Regions from separate parts of the Mus musculus genome. Here region 2 is linked to region 1. A link is a loop called in an ENCODE intact Hi-C map of the cell type or tissue named here. Cell type or tissue: heart. All regions are shown on one strand. Links, peaks and the distances in the headings refer to the core of each region. The heading gives the core; the rest is flanking DNA.

Evidence for each region. Hi-C counts contacts between places; a loop is a spot of excess contacts. Peaks named below come from ENCODE experiments on the same cell type or tissue, not always from the same donor. Only the 100,000 strongest peaks of a DNase experiment are listed, where the experiment ranks them.
Region 2: a loop joins it to region 1, with 9 times the contacts of the local background. A loop is called at or near these places in 16 of 42 quality-filtered maps.

What each region holds. Positions count from the first base shown.
Region 1 is chr1:121,049,587-121,060,019 of GRCm38, forward strand. No RefSeq gene overlaps it. Among named protein-coding and RNA genes, the nearest start is that of Celrr, 33 kb to the right of the region's middle. In heart, for the core only: a CTCF peak has its summit at 4,358; no DNase peak of the experiment used is centred there; H3K27me3 peaks cover 365 bases.
Region 2 is chr1:120,589,589-120,600,021 of GRCm38, forward strand. No RefSeq gene overlaps it. Among named protein-coding and RNA genes, the nearest start is that of En1, 7.7 kb to the right of the region's middle. In heart, for the core only: a CTCF peak has its summit at 5,116; no DNase peak of the experiment used is centred there; H3K4me3 peaks cover 875 bases; H3K27me3 peaks cover 7,696 bases.

The sequences.
Region 1 (10,433 bases), core at 1,254-9,253:
TGAGCATTTGGCAGGCAAAAGTAAGATGAGTAGGGGCTAACAGACAGAGAGAAACATGTTAGATGGCAAAACATCATCGAAGCAGGTGCTTACGAAATCCAGCAGAAGCCCAATTGAGAGAGCAGACAAAGGTGCTCATCGAGGGCTTACAAACATCCAACAGAAATTAGCCAGGGAAACCTGGTTCAGAAAGACAGCTGATGAGGATCATGGCAAAGTATCCCCATTGAGCAAGGCTCTGAAGAGGACAAACTGCCGCAGAAAGGGGACCAGTCATCACACTATTGGGATCTGGTGATCTTCCAGCAGAAACCGACTGGGGGAGTTGAGGCAGTTGAGGCAGCTGGAGTCCTGGTTGAGCTTTCTTTCCTGGCTGAGGCCTGAGCTCAGCATCTCTCCCCAGCCCCAGGCACTTTTATATCATAGGGTAAGCACGAACATCTTCCTTTGCTTTCTGAACTCTTAGCCATCTGCAATTTTCTTTTCCTTTTGTTATAGAGTTAGGAAGCCGCCCTGCTCTCAGACAGGGAGTTTTAGAGGAGATGGGGCAAGTGTTTCCTTACTTCCAGAGTCACTTCCAACAAGCTTAAGCAGCAAAAAGCCAATTTCCCATTGAATAGTAAGGAGACTGTGAGCTAAGCACAGCATTCCAGCTCTCTGCTTTCTGACTGGAGATGGGTGCCGTGTAAGCAGCTGCCCCATCCTCCTGCCATCTTTCCTTCCCCACCATAATGGACTCTACTCTTGAACAGTAAACCAAATAAACCCTCCCCCTTAAGCTGCTTTTGTTAGGTGTTCTGTCACAGAAACAATAAAAGTGATGGGTCCATACATGGTATCACGATCCTCAAACAAACTGGTGAAATTATCCCCGTGTGGAAGATGAGAACCAAAGACTCAGAAAGGCAGAGAAAGTCGCCGAAGGTCACACGCACATAGGTTTGGGAGCCCGGCTGCCTGACCTCCAAACCTGCGTCATTTGCACCAGAAAAGAGAAATTCAAAAAAGTAACAGATATCAAATTCCCAAACCATAAATACTTGTAACATTTACCAGAGAGTTAACATTTGGGGTAAGAAATGTCAGAACCCAAAAAGCAAATATCTCCTCCCTTGCACAGAGGAACGCTTGAAAAGATATATTTAAAAAAAAAATCTGGGGAAACTTGAGAGCTTCAGTCAAACACCACCCAAACTTATTGTTCCTCGTCTGTTCCACTGCCTCCTTGCGTTAGCCCCTTGATTAACTATATATTAATGTCCAGGGGCCATCCTGAGTCAAGGGCGGGCACGGCCTGACTAGAGCAGAATAGAGAGGAGGCTCTCTCTGCAGAGAGACTCAGGCCCAGGGCCATCATCATTCAACAGCATTTTTTCTTCTGAAGTCAATACGTTGCTCCCTCTCAAACATGCTTAAAGAAAACACACATTGATTTATTCGCAATTCTGAGCTACTTATCACATGCTAATGACCGCTGTGTGGAAAAACACAGTCTGAAAAAAAATCCCCTGTGCAGAGCATAGTCACTTTGCCCAGGGAGCAGAGGAAACAGCTAAGTCCCCTTGCCGTTCCCCCTCCTCTCCCCCAAACCATCCCCCCCGCACCCCCCCCCCCGCCCGCCTGCCTGCCTGCCTGCCCAATCCTGTAATTCACCAAGACTTAGCCACTTAGAAGAGGATGTGTGTGTGAGTGTGGTCATTTCCAAAGACTCCAGAGAGAGCACACATCCACCCACACCCCTGCACCCCCTTTCATTCATTAACCCCCCAGGGGCCAAGACTAATTAGATCAGCTTGCTCATTTTGAGCTGATAATTGATTTAAATAGGTTGCTCATTTGAAATAGAAGAAAAGGCTGCTAAACATTTGGTGGTTGGGTCTTTTTTTTCTTCTTCTTTCCCTGCAACTTTCAATTGCTTGTGCAATGTAGCATAAAATGTCGAGGTCTCTCTTTTCTTTTCTGTCTCTTTCTTTTTAAAGGGTCCATAAAATTAATTACAATAAGGAGGCAAGCAGCAGGGGCAGGGGGTTAACTGATGACTCTAATGAGCAGCCCCAGCTTTGCTCATGCTGGTTGCTAGCTGCAAGGGGCTGGGGCTTCAAGAAACTCTGCAAAAGCCTTCCTACAGATTCAGTCTGCATGGCAACCAGAGTAGCTTCTCCGAGCTTCCAACAAAAGGTTCCTGCCTTTCCAGTGGTCGGGATGCTCCAGAATTGTCCTCTTACCATTAAAAACAAAAATACTCTTAAGACACCATTTTATGATACCCCACACCCCACGTCCCCCCTCATTTCATATACTTTTGGAGAGATCGGAACTTTAAGGAAACAGCTTGACCCTACTCTGAGTTCTGAAGACTTTCTTTGCTCAAAGGGTCTTTCATGACTGGTCCTGCACCAGATGGGTGGATTTCAAGTGTGGACCCCAAAGTTTAGACTGGCTCTTTTTTGGAAAATAAATGGTCCCATGAGTTTATGCGGCTTCACTGACTGGATCCATTTGAGCACAATGAAAAGGTCTTTTGTCTGCAGCCTGGAGGGCAAGGGATGGGTAGCATTTGTGACTTGCTCTACAAACAGTTCTTGCAGGAATTTACTGTGCCCATAGTTGGGAGCCGAGAGCAGTTGCAAAATCATTAAAAATAAATACAATTATTGGAAGTTGAAAAATCAACCCCCCACCCCCGCCCAAGCACATGCCAGGTGTATCCCACAAACAAAACTTGCCAGGGAAGCAGGTGGGAGATTGAGTGTGATGGACAGACCTGGGTTTTCATCTACATGTAGTCCTTCCTGGTGCAGATTAAGTCACTTACCCCTTTGTAAGCTTGATTTCCTTGCCTGCTAAAGGCAGACGATGAGGTCCGTTTGGAGGTCTATGATAAGAGTCGCATCATGTAACAACCCAGCAATTCTGCACAGCTTTGTGTTCTCACAATGGGAAGGCATAGGTCCTTGCACATAGTACAGTGGCTTTAACGCACACTCAAGAATTACAGAATACAGAGCCCGGGGAGGTGGCTCTGTCCCTAAAATGCTTGGTGTACACATGAGGACCTGAATTTGAATCTCTACCCCCTGAGTAAAAGGCTGGGTACATGGCTATGATGTCATTGCTGGAGAAGTGAAGATAGGGAGGTCTCTGGACCCTGCTTGGAGGCTAGCCTTGCCAAGTATGTGGGGTCTGGGCCAATGAGAGGCTGCCTGAAAGAGCAAGGTGAACAACATTCCTGTAACACCTAAGGGACACACACACACACACACACACACACACACACACACTCACAGGAAATGCAGTGAAAATCCTTTTTTAAAGGGGGGGAAGGAGATGCATTCTTTTTTGAGGATATGGCCACTGGTAGGCTTCCCATGCTCGAGGGGATGCCCCCACCCACACACATATGGCCAGCACTAACTGGACTCAGTTATCAAAAAGAGAGAGAAGATATGAAATTGGGAGGGGTGTGATGGGGGAGTTGGAGAGGGAAATGTGGGGCGGATCATATTTCATCGAACATCCGCATGAAAGCCTCAAGAATTATTTCAAAATTTTTAAAATGTTTTAAATGGATTTTTTTTTTACTGCACATGGACAGACCCTTTTCAATGCTCCCTGAACAGTACAGTGTAGTGAACGTCCACTGGCATTCACACTGCTACAATTAACCTGGGCATGAGTGAAATTGCAGACACTCGTGGGTTCTGTATACCCTTTTGGACAAGGTTTTGAGCATCTGCACACTTGGGTGGGATCTCACAAATAATAAAGGGAGAACACTGGACCTATGATACAAAATACATTTCTAGATCACCAAAAAAGGCCTTTTGTCCTGGATTTTTTTTTAATTTGAACTTTTTGAGAATTCCATGCATGCATTATATTTACATCATCTCCACCCACATTCCCTTTCTTAAGACTTTTGCTGTTGTTGTTCTTTATTTGTGTGGTATCTGTGTGCATGTGCATGCAGGCACCCATGGAAGTCAGAAGAGGGCATTGGGTTCCCTGGTGGAACTGAACTCAGTTCCTCTGCAAGAGCAAAAAGCATTTGCTGCCTAAAACTGCTTATTATATTTAACAGAGAGGCCAGCAGTTTCTTGTTGCATCTGGGCCTTACAAATTTGTCTCATCCGTCCTGATTTGCCCACCCTCTCCTCCATACACTAAAGCTGTGAGGCCGCTCTTCAGAAACAGAGAAGCGAGGTCCTGTCCATGCCGGAGGCACAATGCGTTCATATGTACAAATCACATTCACTCTGCTCGCCAATAAATTCCAACGGCACTGTAGCCCTCCCAGTTCCTGTAGGCCCGGGCCTGCTCACCAAGGAAAAACTGTGAAAGAGTGCATGCTAGTGGGCGAAGGTCAGAATCGCAGCTACTACTTCCTACCCCAAGCAGAACACTGGCCTTTCAGGTGGATGACAGAGACCCCACCCAGGAGTTGACAACAGGCTCTTTTAATTCAGCATTCATGTGGCACAACGTTCTTGGCCTTAATGACATAGGAGTTTAGGTCCAGGTAATCTTTTTCAAACCAACCAGTTGTGAAATATATTGAGAAAACACTGCCAATTTCCAATCCTCTGGACTGAACACCGAAGGTAAATAATAATGAATATTTATGGGACACCTGATTGCCTAAATGAGTTCCCTAAGGTATGAATAATTGAATGTGCATATGCTAATTAATTGGGAAAAGCCAGTAGGTAACTCCTTTTTATTTGCATTAGCCTCATTTTGTTTCATTTCTTACAAGTATTACTGCTCTCAGTTATTTCCTATGCTTCAGTGAGGTTGAGTGTCATTGAGAGAATTCTTAATAGACACCGTGATTCTTAATTTCAGTGACTGCATAAGCAATGGCAGAGTATGAAGGGGTATTCTTAGAATATAGTTTCTTTGCTTTGCCTAACAATAAAAGCTGTGATTCATTGGTACTTCCTGTCAGCTGTCTTTGTGGGTGTGTGGAGTGAGTGGGTAGAGTGTGTGTGTGTGGGGGGGGGGTATGTATGTATGTATATGAGTGTCTGTTTATTCACGCATACACATATAGAAGTCTTCTTCTTTCACTCTCCCCCTTATGTTTTGGGGCAAGGTGTGTCTCTAAATTTGGAGTTCATTGATTGACTATTCTAGCTGAGCAGCAGGCTCCACTAGTCTCCATCCCCTGCCCAGTAGTAGGGTTACAGGCATGAACCATAATGCCTGGCCTTTGAGGTAGGTGCTGGGGATCCTGATGCTCATGTGGCAAGCAATTAGCTTACTGGGCCATCCCTGAAACCCCAAACATCTTTCACCTGCATCTTCTGTGTTAAATCCTCAGCAACATTTTAAGAAAGAGATGCTAAGACTACAGTTCTTTTCTTGGACGGGAGCTAGACTCCTGGGTCAGAAAGCCACCCCTGGAGCTGTGAGCTGTGAGCACTGATGCATAGATTTATGGTTCTTCCTGTTTAAAACTTGTCTTTCCAGGGGCTGGAGAGATGGCTCCGTGGTTAAGAGGGCTTGCTGCTCTCTCAGAGGACCCAATTTCTGTTCCCAGCACCCACATCAAGCAGTACACAGGTAATTCATGATCACTGTAAGCCCAGTTCCAGGCGAGCCAACTCTGTCTTCTGGAATTTATTTGAGAATTTTCTTTTAAAAGTTGTCTTTCTAGAATAAGCTCCCAATCTTTTACCTCAGGTACAATGTCTGAAGAGCGTCGCCTTTCTCTAATCATGATCAATGTGGTCCAACTTGGTGTTGGAGACAGGGTCTCTTGTGACCTGGATCTCATGGATTCAGCTAACCTAGCTGGCCAGTGAGCCTGGGATCCTTCAGCACTGAGATTATAGATGTAAACTGCTATTGCAGGCCTTTGCTGTGAGTTTCAGGGGCTGGAACTCTGGCCATGCTTGCAGGCTATTTCAGACTACAGTAATGCAGCTTTACCCTCCTCCAAATTTAGTGACTTCAACCAGCACTGATCATTTTGATTCTGAAACTTTATCAGGGCTCAGCAGAGAGCTAATATCTGGGGTTTGCTGAGCTCAGCTGGATGTGCAACGGTTCTTAGCTGAAGTTCGTCTAAGGTGCATAAGGCATTTCTTCCAACTTGTCTCTCCAGCGAGCCCATCACCGCTCAGGGGCTTGATCCGAGATTCTTTGCGTGGCCCCAGAACTTGAGAGCAGAAGCTACATTGCCTTCTAGCCACTTTACTGTGGAATGAATTGCATCGTTTCCATGACGAAAAGCAACGTGGAGAAATGAGGGTTCACTGTATCTTATCAGCTAGAGTCTGTCACCCAGGGAAGCCACGGCAGGAACCGGCAGGCAGGAACTGAAGCAAAGACCGCTGCTGACTGGCTTGTTTCCTCTGTTCTGCTTAGCTTGCTTTCTTAATCCAACATTGGCTACCAGCCCTGGGATGGCACCACCACAGGGGGAAGAGCCCTCCCACGTAACCGTCCATCAAGAATGCACCCCTATAGGTCTGCCAGTGTGATGGAGGCAATTCCTCAGGTTGGAGTCTATCCAAGTGTGGGTGGTTGTGAGAATGGCTCTGATAGGTTCATATAGTTACATGCTGGGCTTTGAGATTTCGAGAGCCAACGCCAGGCTAACCCCCAATGTCTCTCCCTTCCTGCGGTCTGAAGATCTGGGTGTAGAACTCTCAGCTATCTCTCCATTACCATGTCTGCCTGGATGCTGGCCATGCTTCCCACCATGATGATAATTGACTAAACCCCTGTGATTGTAAGCCAGCCCCCTCCCAATTAAATACCTTCTTTTTGAAGAGGTGTATGGTCCTGGTGTAGCTCTATGTGTCCAAGTTAGTTCTAAGCTCATCTTAGACCAAAGGGAAGGGAAACCCACTCCAGGAGAATAATGTATGACTAAGGAGATTCCTTGTTGGCAGTCTGTGAAAATGATCTATCAAATTATATGCTCGGGTGACAAAATCCAGAATAGTAACATGAATTTCATTCCTGACCTGAATCTAATATTTATTGTGGATGAAAAATGAAATCCTTTGGTTCTAAAGAACAAATTAATTTTGAGAGACAAACTTAGCATTATCAGGTTCTGTTCTCCATTAGCTGCGAGAATTCTTGTAGCCGGTGATTTGTAGATTGATTTATGACCTGTATCCTAGACATAATCAGCGGACGACCAATTTGTTTATTACATGCAAATCGCCTAGGTGAGACTATTAAAGACAAGGTTGGGCTGATATTAAGTGTAATTTGAGGCAAACCAAGAAGGATTAGGGGGCTTTCTGATGGATTGAGGCAGAGAGCTGAAAGTCGGCGCTGAGACAGATCGCTGTGTTCAGCAGGATATTTTGAACCAAGAGTTGTTAGTAAATACAGATACAGAACTGGTTAAAAAACATGATCATGAGCAGACCAATCTGGCAAATTCTTCTAGAAGACTAAGGCAGCTGTTTGCCCACTGGACATTGTTGAAATGAAAGGCAATGCAAAGGAGCAGAGTTTTACCAGGGACTGAGGATCACTGGTGATGGGTAATCTGCCGATTGTTCCGTGTGCGTGTACATGTATATGTATGTGTGTGTGTGTGTACATGTATACACATATGTTTGTCCGTGTATATGTGTATGCAAGTGTGTGAGTGTGATTTTTTTTAAATGTTTCTTTTGTCTGGGTTAATTATGAGCTGCCCAACTGGACCCAAACAGGAGCAGCGAGTGCTTTTAACCCCTGAGCCATTTGTCCATTTCCACCAGCCATTTTGGAGGACAGCCCATGAACCCCAGGCTGCCCTGAAACTCACTGTGAAGCCCAGAACAACCCTGAACTTCCCATCTTCCTGCCTACACCTCCTGAGTGTGAGGATTGCAGACAAGCCACAAGCACCAGTGCACCTGAGCTCACGCAGTACCAGGGAGGAAGTCCAGGGCTTTGTGCGTGCTAGGCAAGCATTCTGACAGAGCCCCTGCCCCAGCTAATGTCTGAGTTCCGCTGAGACATACCTGTAGGACACCATGGCAATAAGGGACATGCTTCAGCCTGTAAGTCCCTGACATGAAGGGTATGAAATCCTTTAGAAGAGGATTTCAGGGATCCTTATTAATCAAGGTCCATTTGTATCTAATTACACCCTGACTAACTATCAGAGCTGACTTCTAGGCCATTTGCTTTCCGGTCTAAACAAGAATTTCTCTGTGTCAGTAGCTTTAAGCCGTCACCAAGGAGGCTCGTTGGCAGGGTTACCAGTGTACCTTTGCCACGGCCCCTCTCCTCAGGTCTCTTCTTGTGTCTCACCTATGAGACTCATTAGCTATAGAAAACCAAGACATCTGCTGCCGAGTGAACAAATGTCTTTGTGTGCAGGCTGCCTTTGAGCGCAGCTTTGTCTTCTGGCTTTCCTGTAGCAATGGATCCACTGGACGAAGTCGCTGGTCGAAGCTTTCTGCAACTTCCCCCAGGTGATCCTTGCATGGTGATCTTGGCTCCACAGTTAACTGCACTCTTTGCTTCTCTTATTTTTGTGACGAGTGCCAGGAACAATCAGATTAAGGAAGGAAGAGTTTATTTTGCCTCACATTCTTCGGACACACTCCGCCATGGCAGGAAAGGCGTGGTGGCAAGAAGGTGAAGAGGCTGGTCACATGGCACCCACAATCAGGAAACAGAGAGGGATCCGTGTCAATGCTGAGATTTCTTTTTCTTCTTTATGCATGCTTTTATTTGTGATATGCATGTGGATAGGTCTCTCTTGTGGGACATAAGTTCAGGTGCTCACAGGCCAGAGGTGTCAGATGCCCTCCGGAAGCTAGAGTTACAGGAAGATGTGAGCTGCTCAACATGGGCTCTGGAACCTGAACTCTGGTCCTCTGCAAGAGCAACACATACTCTTAACCGATGAGGCGTCTCTCCATCCTGCTTTCTCCTTTCTAGTCATTCTGGGATCCAAGCCCATTGTGTGGCACTGCCAACAGTTAGGGTGGGTCTTCTCACTTCAGTTAACCCTCTTGAAAATCTTCTTCACACACACATGCTCAAAGATTTGTCTCCTGGGTGATTCTAGACCCTGTTGAGTTGGCAATCAATGTGAACCAGCACAATTCCACCCCTCATCAATTCTACACTCTAAACGATCCCCTTTGAGTCATCATTTTCCAATTCTTGTTCCCATAGGCTTGGGACCATCTCATAATACAAAATACAATCAGTTCAAGTTCAGAGGTCTTCATAGTATTTAATATTAACCTAACCTATAAATCAGAAGATATTAGAGGGGTCTGGAAATAAGGTCTCTCTTTGTCATATGCAAGACCTGCCTTAGTCTGTAAGATAAAGTATCATTTGGCATTATTATTAAGGAGGGTAGCCTAAGCTGACATCAGCCTCCCGAATTCTGGAATCACAAGCATCACTATCAAATCTGGCCAAACATGTTCTTTTTCCTTTAAAATAATTATCATATAGTAATTCCAAATGCTTTTCATTTATGCATATAATTCATTTTAATCATTTGATCATGTTGTTGTCTCCTGTTTCCTCTCCTGACTCCTGACAACCCCCTCCTCTTCTCAAATTGTCTCCTTTCCACTTTCTTTTTTCTTTTTTTCTTTTATTTTTTATATTATTTTATTTTTATTTACTGTGCATGTGCATACATGCCTACATATGTGTATGCTACATGTGTATGTGTGTGTGCATGTATGTTGGGGTATGCTGTGTGTGTGCATGTGTGCATTGTGTGCATTGTGTGCTTGTATTGGGGATGTACTTCATGTGTATGTGCATTTATATGTGTATGCATGTATGTGAGGGGTGTCCCAGTGAGTTTAATTAGAGCTAATTACAGAAACATGGGTGGGGATTAATTACTGGTGTATAGACAATTTACCAGTGGTTACACTACTGAAGACATGGGTTCACATCATGAAGATGTGAAAACATGGGTTTATTAAGAGAAAAATAGTACTGTAGTGTCAAGCTGCACTAATCTCAAATGCTGGTGTTCCCTTTACACTCAGCACGTATGCTTCCTCTCAAGTAGGGACGATGGGATGAGACAATGTGCTACAAAGACTGGAGGAAGCAGCCTCGCAGAGCAGTGCAAACACTGCTTCTGATTATTTTGTTTCTATTCTTTACTATGTGTGTCACTGGAATCTGGAAACCAACAAATCCACCCCCCAGGTCAAGTGTCCTGAGATGTATTTTAAAGGTGGGGGCACTGGAGAGATGGTTCCAAAGATAAAACACCCGCTGCTCAAACATTGTCATTAAACTCAGATCCCCATAGAACATACAAGTGCCAGGTGGGCATGGTATCCTACCTGCAATCCCTGTGTGCCGAAGATGCTCAGAAGAGGGAGACAGGATCTCTGGAGCAAGCTTTCTAGCTAGACTACCTGAGTCTGAAGGCTCCGAGTTCAAAGGAGAGATCCTGATTCAATGAGTAAGGTGGAGAG
Region 2 (10,433 bases), core at 1,288-9,287, 460 kb before region 1:
CTCGAAAAGAAAGCAGGGACTGTGGGGCACAGCTTTAGTTCCCACACTTGGGAGACTGAGGCAGTCCAACCAGATAAGTTTGAGGTCAGCCTGGTCAACATAACACATTCCTGGTTAGTTGGGACTATATAGTGAAACCCTGTCTCAAAAACAAGGGGGGGGGAGGGAGGGAGGGAGGGAGGGAGGGAGGGAGGGAGGGAGGGAGAAAGTAAAGAAGGAAGTAAAGAAAGGAAGGAAGCAAAGGAAATGAAAGGGAGAGGGAGGGAAGTAGAGAGAGGAGGGTGGAAAGAAGAAAGAAAGAAGAAGGAAATGAAGGAAGTTGAAGAGATAGCTTACAAACTGGGTGCTCCAATTTCTCACCCACACTGTGAGAACAGAGAGGAGTTCGAAGAGCTCTGATCTGGTGTGAATGTGACTGAAGCCACCAAAATGTACCCAGAAGAACACAGGTCAGGGGTCAGATGCAGCCATGTCCTGAGTGTCCCATGTTGCCTGTGCAAGCTGTCATCTAGCATTCTTCAAGACCACGTCCACTCCCCCCAGCCCTGCTCACACCTCAGAGAAGCTGAGAGGAGTTCAGAGGTCAGGGTAGGAAGGAGCCTCCTCCCTGTCTCCCCAGAGCCCTTCAATCAAGTCATTGCATCCTGGTGAGGTAGAGGCAGGAAGGGGAGGGGAGGGAAGGGGAGGGGAGGGAAAGGGAGGGGAGGGAAAGGGAGGGGAGGGGAGGGAAAGGGAGGGAAGGGGAGGGGAGGGGAGGGGAGGGGAGGGGAGGGGAGGGGAGGGGAGGGGAGGGAAGGGAAGGGAAGGGAAGGGAAGGGAAGGGAAGGGAAGGGAAGGGAAGGGAAGGGAAGGGAAGGGAAGGGAAGGGAAGGAGGGAAGGGAAGGGCAGGGCTCAAGGCTGAAGAAAGCCTAAAGCCCATGCCCTTTTGGCTTGCCAGCAACTTGACTTGACCTTCTTAGAGGGAAGATCGAAAAGTGGGATTATCTGAAAACCCAAATTTGCACAAGGACCCAGGATCCCAAACAACAGGTCAAGGATACACAAAATTGGAGGCAAGTAGTATCTGAACCCCAAACCACAGGGGCTGGGGAATCAGTCAGGGCTCACCTGGTCCCTCCTTACTCTCTAGTTGATGTTTCCCCTAAGTGCCTAAGTGATCTGTTATTATTGTTATCAATAATATATTGTTAACCATTCTGTTATTCAATCCATTATGTCTCTCCAGCCTATATTAGTTCAGGCTTATAGGCAACTGGCTCCAGGGTCAGAGGCTGCAGTTATTTAGTGAAGAAAGCCAGGGTCCACAGTGTTACCTTCCAGGCAGTTTAGGGGTGGAGCCTCCACCTATGCTGAGCTCAGCCTCAGAAGAAGCCAGGCTCCCCAGGCTCCTCCTAAGACATATTTGAGCTCAGCACGAGGCTCTCTGTGAATGTGCTTCTTAGAACATAATTACCACCATCAAGATTATTGTTTGAATTAGGCATTTACATGACACTTAATATTTCCAAAGCATTGTGCTCCCATTTAATTAGTTTTTCCTTGCGACATTCCTGTCGCACCCACACTTGATAGCTTGGGAGACTGACAGACTGAAGAGATAAAGAGTAAACCCCGATGGAGTGGGGGCACACCCTGTACAATCTCTAGCTTCTGGCCTCTCTGGTGACCCAGCCAAGAAGAGCCACCCCCCATCTGCATATCTCTCACCCCAGCCCCCAGCCGCCTGAGGTCAAGGCGGAGAGGGGAGGAGGGGGGCAGAGTCTCTTCCCAGGTAGATTTTTGGCACAAGGTCCAAATACCCTTCAGAAAAAGTTCAAGTTCATACCGCAGACACCCTCGGTCTCTTTCCAAACCTTTCTATTAAAGGTCCCTATAAAATTCTGAGGCTGTGATTCCCAAACCAAGGAGTCTCCCGGAGGAAGCTTTTAGCGTCTCACAAGCCTAATGGGCCTGTTAAATGATGGAGCAGGGCAGGTCAGCGCTGGGCTCATGAGACCTGAGACAGATTTCTCTGCCTTGAATCCAAGCAGGATGTTCAAAAGTCCTGAATCGGTCTCCTCCCCTACCCTACCCCCACCCCCTCAGCTCTAAAGCTTCCTCTCCCCCCACCCCGCACCCTCAGATCTAAAGCTTTCCCCCTTCCTCCCCACCCCCACCCCTTCAGCTCTAAAGCTCTTTCTCTCTCTCTCTCTCTCTCTCTCTCTCTCTCTCTCTCTCTCTCTCTCTCTCTCACACACACACACACACACACACACACACACACACACACACACACCCGCACCCTCAGTTCTAAAGCTTTTCTCCAATTCTCTGAAGGAGAAACTTTATGGAAAGACAGCCGAGACGCTACTCTGTGGGGCCCACCACCCAAGGACGGCAGCAGCCCTCTTCTGTCCAGCTCTCCACCATAGCTAGTAGCCTCCAGCCTTTTCTCTGCCCAGAAAGCCCTGAACCCTCTCGGGTAGCAGAATAGAGAAAGAAGCTCCACCCACACTGATTCTGGGTTGATCCAGGTCCTGGGAACAGATGGGGTGCCCTGAATTGTGTAACCTGGGTCTTCTGGTAAAGCTGTGCCTTGGTGTCATCCTTGCTTGCAGCCTGAGTGTCTTTTCATCCCTATCTCATGCCCACTCACCACCGGGAGGTCTCCAGGCATCAGGTATTCCATGCAAGATGCTGACAGACAAATGGACAGCTGCAGGAACAAGATTGTCCAGAAGGGTCTAGAAAGTCTAGATTCCTTTGTTGTTCAGAAACCCATTGGGAAAAATCTGGGTCCTGGCTGTAGTCCTGCAGTAGGGAACCCCACTGTGAGCTGGGGGGTCTACTCAGAGGGAGTATTTCTGGTCAACCCACTCGCAGCCCTCAGGACCTCTGATCTTGGAGGCCATTCGCAAGAAAAGAAGCAGACAGCAGTGTGAATGGGGAAGGGAGTAGGATCCGTGTTTGTGCCTGTGATGGATTGGGGAGGTCCCTGGCCCATTGTTCAGTCCTGTTCCTGGAGCCTACAATGGCAGCTGGACCTGTGAAAAGAGGAAGGACTAATGACTTGGAGAGATGAGTCAATGACCTTGGAACCAGGATCGTAAGTCCTATCACTGGCATGGGTCTGCAGAGCCACATGTCCCCATCTGCATGCCCTTAGGCCTGGTTATGTCTCTCAGTCAATTTCTGCCACTGTAGACAGTGGGTCTTGTACTGTTCTGAGGTATGTCAGGCCCAGAGCAAGCCCGGCCTTACTGGTTAGTCTTCCAAAAGGAGTGATAGTCAAACCGCCCCACCCGTATGCCTCTCCTGTCTCTCATCTCTAGGCCTCTCTGTCTCCACGTTCTTTCTATCTTTTCATCTCTCCTCTGAGCATGGGTAAAGAAAACCCTCCTGTCGCTCACAGAGGAAGGTGGGGCATGAGTGGCAGTCTCTGGGTTCTTGATGGTTCTCTGTGCCCAAGCTCGAACATCCTTCTTCCATCTGCTTCGTCTGGGTTCTGAGGACTGCAGGGAGTAAATACCAGCTGCTCTTGGGTCCCTTCAAGGCTCCTCTTAGTCACTGCTGATCCTAAAGTGCTAAGGCTGCCATCCGGGTGGTTTGTAGTGTCACAAGCCGGGTGTAGAGGACAAGGACCACCAAACATAGAGATACCACAAAAACTCAGCCAAAGAGTTCTCTGTTCCCTCAGGTCTCAGCTGGTGACCAGGTGGCCACTGTGGAGGACAAGTGACCAGACTTCTGGGACCCACACTGTATCTAAATGAGACCGGAAGTCACCATCCTCAAGCTATGTGATGCCCACAATCTAACCCCTATGGGAGCAGAGCAGGGGGTGGGGGGAGGATGGAGAGCAGGTGGCCTCAGAATGGAACTCTCAGGGTTGGGGAGAACCTGACAGGGTTCCTCTACACTGACAGTGACAGGGAAAGTCCCAGGTTTGTGAGGTTTTAAAGGAGCCTCCCTGTGAAGGTTTTGTGAGCAGGCTAGCCACCCCAGTCACCCTGTGCTTCAAATCTAGATCTGACCTTTAAACCAAAGCTACTAGGTCTGCCCAGGGAGATTCTGTCCGGTTAGTTGCTGCCCAGAGCTCCTGGAAGGGGCATCCCCGACTTCAGCCCCAGCCACACAGTGCTGGAGTCCCTGGGTCCCTGCTGGCGCGAGCTGGTGCCACTCTCAAACTTCCACAAGCTCAGCGCTGCGGTCATACTTGAGCCTCCTTCCCACATCCTATTTCTAAATTTTGATAAATCGGAAAGGGGAGAGAAAGCAGCTTGAGGCTTGATGCATCCTCCCTGGCTCTCTGCACTCTCTTTTCTTCTGCTCCCTGTCTGTCTAACAGGGATCTCATGACCTCAGAGGGTGGGGGCGGAGTAGGTCTTTGCTCTCTGTCTTGCCTTGGTCTCTGCCAGCCTTGCCCTTCTGACTGCCACCTGGGCGGTGTCTTCTCATTTAACCCCCACCCCCACCCCATAGCCATTGGGTGTCCATAACAAAAGTCCTCAGTGGACATCGTGCACAGTCAGCAAAGTCCTGTTGCATTAAAACTAATTAATCTAGGGGCTGGAAGATGGTTTGGTGGTTAGAGAGCTGAGTTTGGTTCCCAGCACCCAAGTTCAGCTATCACTTGTGGCTTCAGCCAGGGCATCTGACACTCTCTTCTGGCTACTGCAGACTCCACTCAGATGGAAGCTTGGGGTAACTGCGAAAGCTCTGACACAATTGGAATGGTTCTACATTAAATATATACAAGAGATTAGAGCAGAAAAACAGGAAAAAAAAAACTAGACACATGCTGGCTATATAATAATGTTTGAGGTGAGTGTTTGATTCAAAGTCAGGATTGGAAGCAGATCTATCCACTCCACTCCTCTGCGTTTGGAAAAAAAGGAAAGGGAGACTCAGAGACAACTGGTGTCACCTCCCAGGTCACACAGCACAGCTCAAACCAAGTGCAATCTATTGTCATTTAAGAATTTTTAGGGGACTCTTTCCCTCCAATTTTGCCTCTATTAGATGGGAAGATCCGACAGAAATCATTTTTTTTCCAGGGAATTTAGTCTTTCTCTTCTCAGATATCAAAAGCCACCTGACTCAAACTCAAACCCTGGCTCACAGCCGCGCCCGTGCAGTTCTCCAGATGTGTCGACAGGTGGCACATTTCTCACAGGAAAAAAAAAACCACACATGGCAGGGAATCCTCCTCCCCTCCCCTTCGCCTAAGGGATGCCCTCCCAAAAGCAGAGAAGGGGAGGGAATTCTCCCACTGATTACAGAAAGGTTGGAAAGCCTAGACCTTAGAAGCTGGGTTCTAGCTGTACAGTGTGGAGAGTTTTCACGGTCCACCTTAACAGAGGCCAACGAATATCTTTCCAGGAAGGCTAGGCTCACCCATGGGAGGTGTGAGCGTCCCTCAGCTAACAAACTCCCCTTCCCAGACCAGTAGCTATCTCCCTCATCTGCCAGCCCCAGCCTCCTTGGGTCCCCTTTTGTGTGGAGGAGGGGAGGAGAGGGAAAGTGCGTGCCTTTTCAATTGTGGAGATCATTGTCCTAGAGGTAGGTTGCTTAATCTGTCCATTGATTATCGACTTTGCCTATAATATTTGGCTTGGCTGCTTTGCTCGCTGAGAGATCACACTCTTGACTTCTTTGAATAATAATTTTGAGGTTTGGGACGGATGTCTTAGGTGGCCCAGGGAGGGGTGGTCTGGGAACTTCGTGGGGCCTGCCTTTTACTCCTCTACCCCCATCTTTCTCCTTTTTGACATCCCCCAACTCCTGGCTCACTAACTACCATTCAAGTCTGGAAAGTTCTAGTACCGCTGTAAAAGAAGGGACAGTCTTCAGAGGATTAAAGAATGCCTCCTCCCCTTGCCCGCATCATCACCAAGACTGGCCTAGCTTCCACTAGGCACACATGGGAGAAAGTGATAAACTTTGAGGAATGAATGGAGCATAGGGTCCTTACTGGAGACCACAGTTCCTTGTCCTCTCCTGGGACCTAGACCCAAAGACAGTCCAAGGCTCCTCCTGGCAGCTAACCAGTGCTTGGAGAGCCCTGGGGCCAGTGGCCTCCTTGGGGGAGGTGACTTATGTTCTCCCGTCTCTGAGTGTCTTTGAGCCTACCCAAATCTCCCAGGTCTCTTCTGCTCTTGACCTTGGAATACACTGCCTAGCCCTCCACACACACAATTCAAGTCCATCGTTGCTGAGTTGAGTTTCCGTTAAAACCCAAAAAGTCAGTGACTGTTTTAATCTGGATTTAAGCAGCCTCTTTGCAATTTTCAAAGACAGTCATAGGGGAGCTGGGGAGGAAAGAAAAGTCTAGGCCTCCAGCAGCTACTCTGGGTAAGGGGTCCAAGGTCCTTGCCTGTTCTTCCATGGGCTTCTAGGGCTCTCACTTACAGATAACCTCGACACCCTCCTCAAAGTGCACGCAAACGCGACACCCTCCTCAAACTGCACGCGAACGCGTAGAAGCGTACAAGTGGAGATCGTTCATTCCATTCGCACAGACACGCGCAAATCCTGCTTCTAGCCTATAAAGACATGGACCCATTGTCACTGCCCACAAGCATAAACCAAGCACAACTCCTCGAGGTATACACTTTCATACATGTGCATTCAAACTAAGTCCTTTATGATGAGAATCACACACAAACACACCCCAACACCCCCCAGTTCTGCTGGAGCAGGCCAAGCAGAAAGGTGGTCCAGAAAGGTCTCCACAGTGCAGTGACTCTGACCCAAGTGAAGGAATTGGGGCGTGGGGAGGAACCCGAGGAGACCTCTTTCTGACCATACCCCTCAAGTTCTTGAAGCTTTTCTTTCCTGACGTGCTCACCTCCCAAACAAAACTTTTCGGGTTTCCCAGCCAGTAACCCCTGCCGCACCGATCTCTAATGGACAGACATTGCGGTTTATCCAGCACCTTGCCCGGAAAGAGTTTCCCCACGCTGCAGCTCCGGAGGGTTTAAGGAGGCTGCGATTTCACCGCCGGCCTGTGGGGAGGGAAACGGGAAGGCGCTGGCCTGGAGCCTGGTGGCGTTGGGAGCGGGTTCTCGGATTTCTTCCTCCTTACCGGTCAGTGGGAGAAGAGCCAGAGACGGGAGACAGCCCACGTCCCTATGTGTGCTGAAGGAAGGAAGAGGAAGACAGACCCCCCACCTCGACAAGGAAAAAGAACACGGGCTTTGCAGTCTTCCTCACTCCCCCCCCCCCCCTTTCCCCTCTTTTTCTCGTTGATTTTTATTTATTTATTTAATTTTTGTCTCGGACTTTCGAGACGGGTCTAGACCTCTGCGGGAGCAGGAACCGATACGGGGGACTACGGCAAACCCGGAAGCTGCTCTGGCCCCTCCTCGCTCACTCCCACCCCGCATCCTCCTCCTGCTTGCAAACACTCTAAGCACCGAACCGAGCCGGATCCAGGCGGAGCAGTCACTCGGACAGGTGGGGACTGGAGTAGGTCAGTGGGTCCCCAAACCTTCTAAGGAGGGGAGAAAACTAAAGAGGGAGGAGGCCAAAATAAAGTGTCAGATGAAATGTCTAACTAAATTAATTCTAAATACCCCGCCTCCGCGCCACAGAGAGGAGTTGAGTCCAAATTGGAGTTTGGGTGCTAGGGTTTGGGAAGGGTTCTGTGTAAGAAGACAAACGGGAAGCCTGATTAAAGAGACATATATATTAGAGAAGTGTGCGGAGTCTCCTTGATTTTAGGTAGTACTGGCTTTAAAATCCTCCGGGCTGGCACCAGTCTCGCTGAATGGTTCAGCTCAAGAACCATTTGGGAGGGCTTGGGAGGGGGCAGGGATGAAGACTCTGTTTTCCGTAATGGGAGCCTAAGGGCCCTGCATCTCCACTCCTTCCTCTGGCTCCTTGCTCTCGGAAGTACAGCCTGAAAGTCGGGAGGAAACCCGCTAGCAGCGATGGGCTGGCTGGCTTCAGCGTTCCCAGGGACCAAGCAAGCGGGTGGGCAGTTGGTCTAGCTCCTGGAACTCGGGGGCCCCAGGAGACCCTTTGGAATGAATGTTAGGGAATCAGTACCCCACCCCACACCTCCATTTCCCACAGTCAAGGAAATGGCATGTGTATGAGAGAGAGAGAGAGAGAGAGAGAGAGAGAGAGAGAGTCCAGAATAAAATGTCTCCACTCCTGCTGCAACTACTAGAGGTGGTTGTGGTGGTGGGGATACACCCAGATAATACTGGCATAGTCTAAGGTGACAGCCCCACTGACAGGCTTTTTCTTGAGCTTTCTAGGAAAACAGATTGGGGGTGGGGGTGCGTTTGCTCACACACAGAGAAGGTAAAAGAAAAACTATCACCTCAAAGCCTTCTCCACACCCACCCAGGACTTTCCCGAGGCTTGCAAACAAAACTTCCTCTCCTCATTTCTTGGGTTAACTGAGAAATTTATTTTCAGAGATTTGGCTTCTGAGACTGCCCCCAATTCATTGGCTTCCTCCCACCCCTTGTCTGCCTCTTCCAGTGCCACTCTTGGCTTCTAACAAAATTCCTGAAGACCCTTAACCAGTACCCAAGAAATCCCCCTCCAGCACCCACCCACCCCATATTGTCATGCCCTCCAAATGAAGACCGAAGCCCTGAGCGCTAATTGAATTAGTCTATTGAAAAGACTGTCAGGTACAATCACGCGGCTAGAGGCCTCACATTTCCCAAGGTCTATAGGCTTTGGGGACCTGCAATGTATAGTCTGACCTTCTGGCTCACGATAATGCCCGCACTTGTACCAGAAATCTCCCTGCATTCACTCCCAACAAAACCGCTGGTCACCCAGTCCCCGTAGGAAGGCTGCACGCTATTGTGTTGGGACAACTCATTCATGTCCCGCACCACGAGGCCCCACCGCCATCTGATCTACACTGGAAATGGGATTACCACCGTGTGCAGGCAACACCACCTACTGCAAGCCCACTGAGCTCTGATTCTGAGCCGAGAGGCTTGGCTTTTAGATTTGCACTCACCTCTCCCACCTCCATTTTAAGGTGGGAACTGGAGGGACCTCTTAACTTGTCTCAACACAAACAAAATTCAAAACTCGTTAGAAAACCCTTCCGAGTAGGAGATTTCCCTTTCTGAACCATCATGCAAGGAGCTCTCAGCAAATGCGTTACAATTCTCTGTAGGCATTGGTGAGGCTGACTTGGGCCCAAGTCATTTGAGGAGCTCCTATCCTCCACAGAGTTACACACCAACACACAAGTAATGCATTTGGAGACTGGGTTTTCCGTGGATGGCTCTCATGCACACAGGGGAACAGACATGAACACAAGCACATAAATGATTTGTGGCTGTTTACCAGGTTGGAAAGAGGGGAAATAGATACACTTTCTTAGTTTTCACCCTTAGAAAAACTCATGTCTTCCCTTTGTCTGATCTCAAAGTTCCCGGCAGCTCTCCCTTCCCTAAGCACACATGCACTTTTCCCTCTGCTTGGCCAGATGTCTTTTGCATGGAAGCCAGAGTTGAACCTCTAGGAATGGAGGATGTTCAGGGACTAGGGAGGGTTGGAGGGTTTAGGGGGTCTCTGTATTCAGTGTACCATGCTCCCCAGCCCAGGGGGGGGTTGCGTTGGGGGTAGGAGGACTATCTTACACTCTCATGCATTTTTTGGTATTTGGAATTAAGCAAAAATCCTTTCCTTCTTTGTCGTTTCTCCCACCCCCAGTTCATTTGGGCTAAATATGAAAAGGTGGCAAGGGAGACAGTAAGTCTATGGAGGAGGTAATGCCCAATCCGTGGCCTTCTGTGGGGGGTGTCTCTTGCAGGGGGTAACCACAAAGCTTAAAACAGCAAGGCAATGGAAGGACATGCTGATCTCCATTCCTTCCTGTACTTGGGACCCCAGAACTGGACCCGTTTGGAGCAAAGGGCTGCATTCCATTTCTGGTCGGTTCCCACATCTTCTTCCTGCTGCCTTACCTGTCTGCCATCCTGGCCTGAGCATTTATCAAATGGCAAGACATCCTCAACTACCAAAAGGCAGAGGGGAGTATCTAAAAAACACGAGTACTCCAAGGCAGTCACACTGACATGCACCCTGCACACCAACACCAAGCCCCTTTCCCCATACTTGAACACACCACTCACCCTGCCCCCGCTGTAGCTTCTCACCCACATGCCAGCCCTGGGCTCCGAGATCTCTGGACCCCTCACACAAGTGTCTCAGCCAATATTTGCTCACTCAGCCTGCACACACCTCTCGCCAAGGCTTGCCAGGACGTCAGCACAGGCACATATAGTTCCCAACAGTGTGTTCAGTTTTAGGAGGGAGAGGAGGGCGTGGAACCTGGGTGGGGGTCGTGGAGCTCGGGCGACAGGTCTAAAGGAGCATCCGTCTGGGGCTGGATCTGGGGGGTGGAGTGGGGTACAAGCCACTGCGCTGCAGAGGAGCATCGCCTAATCCAGCCGGAGCTCGTGGGCCG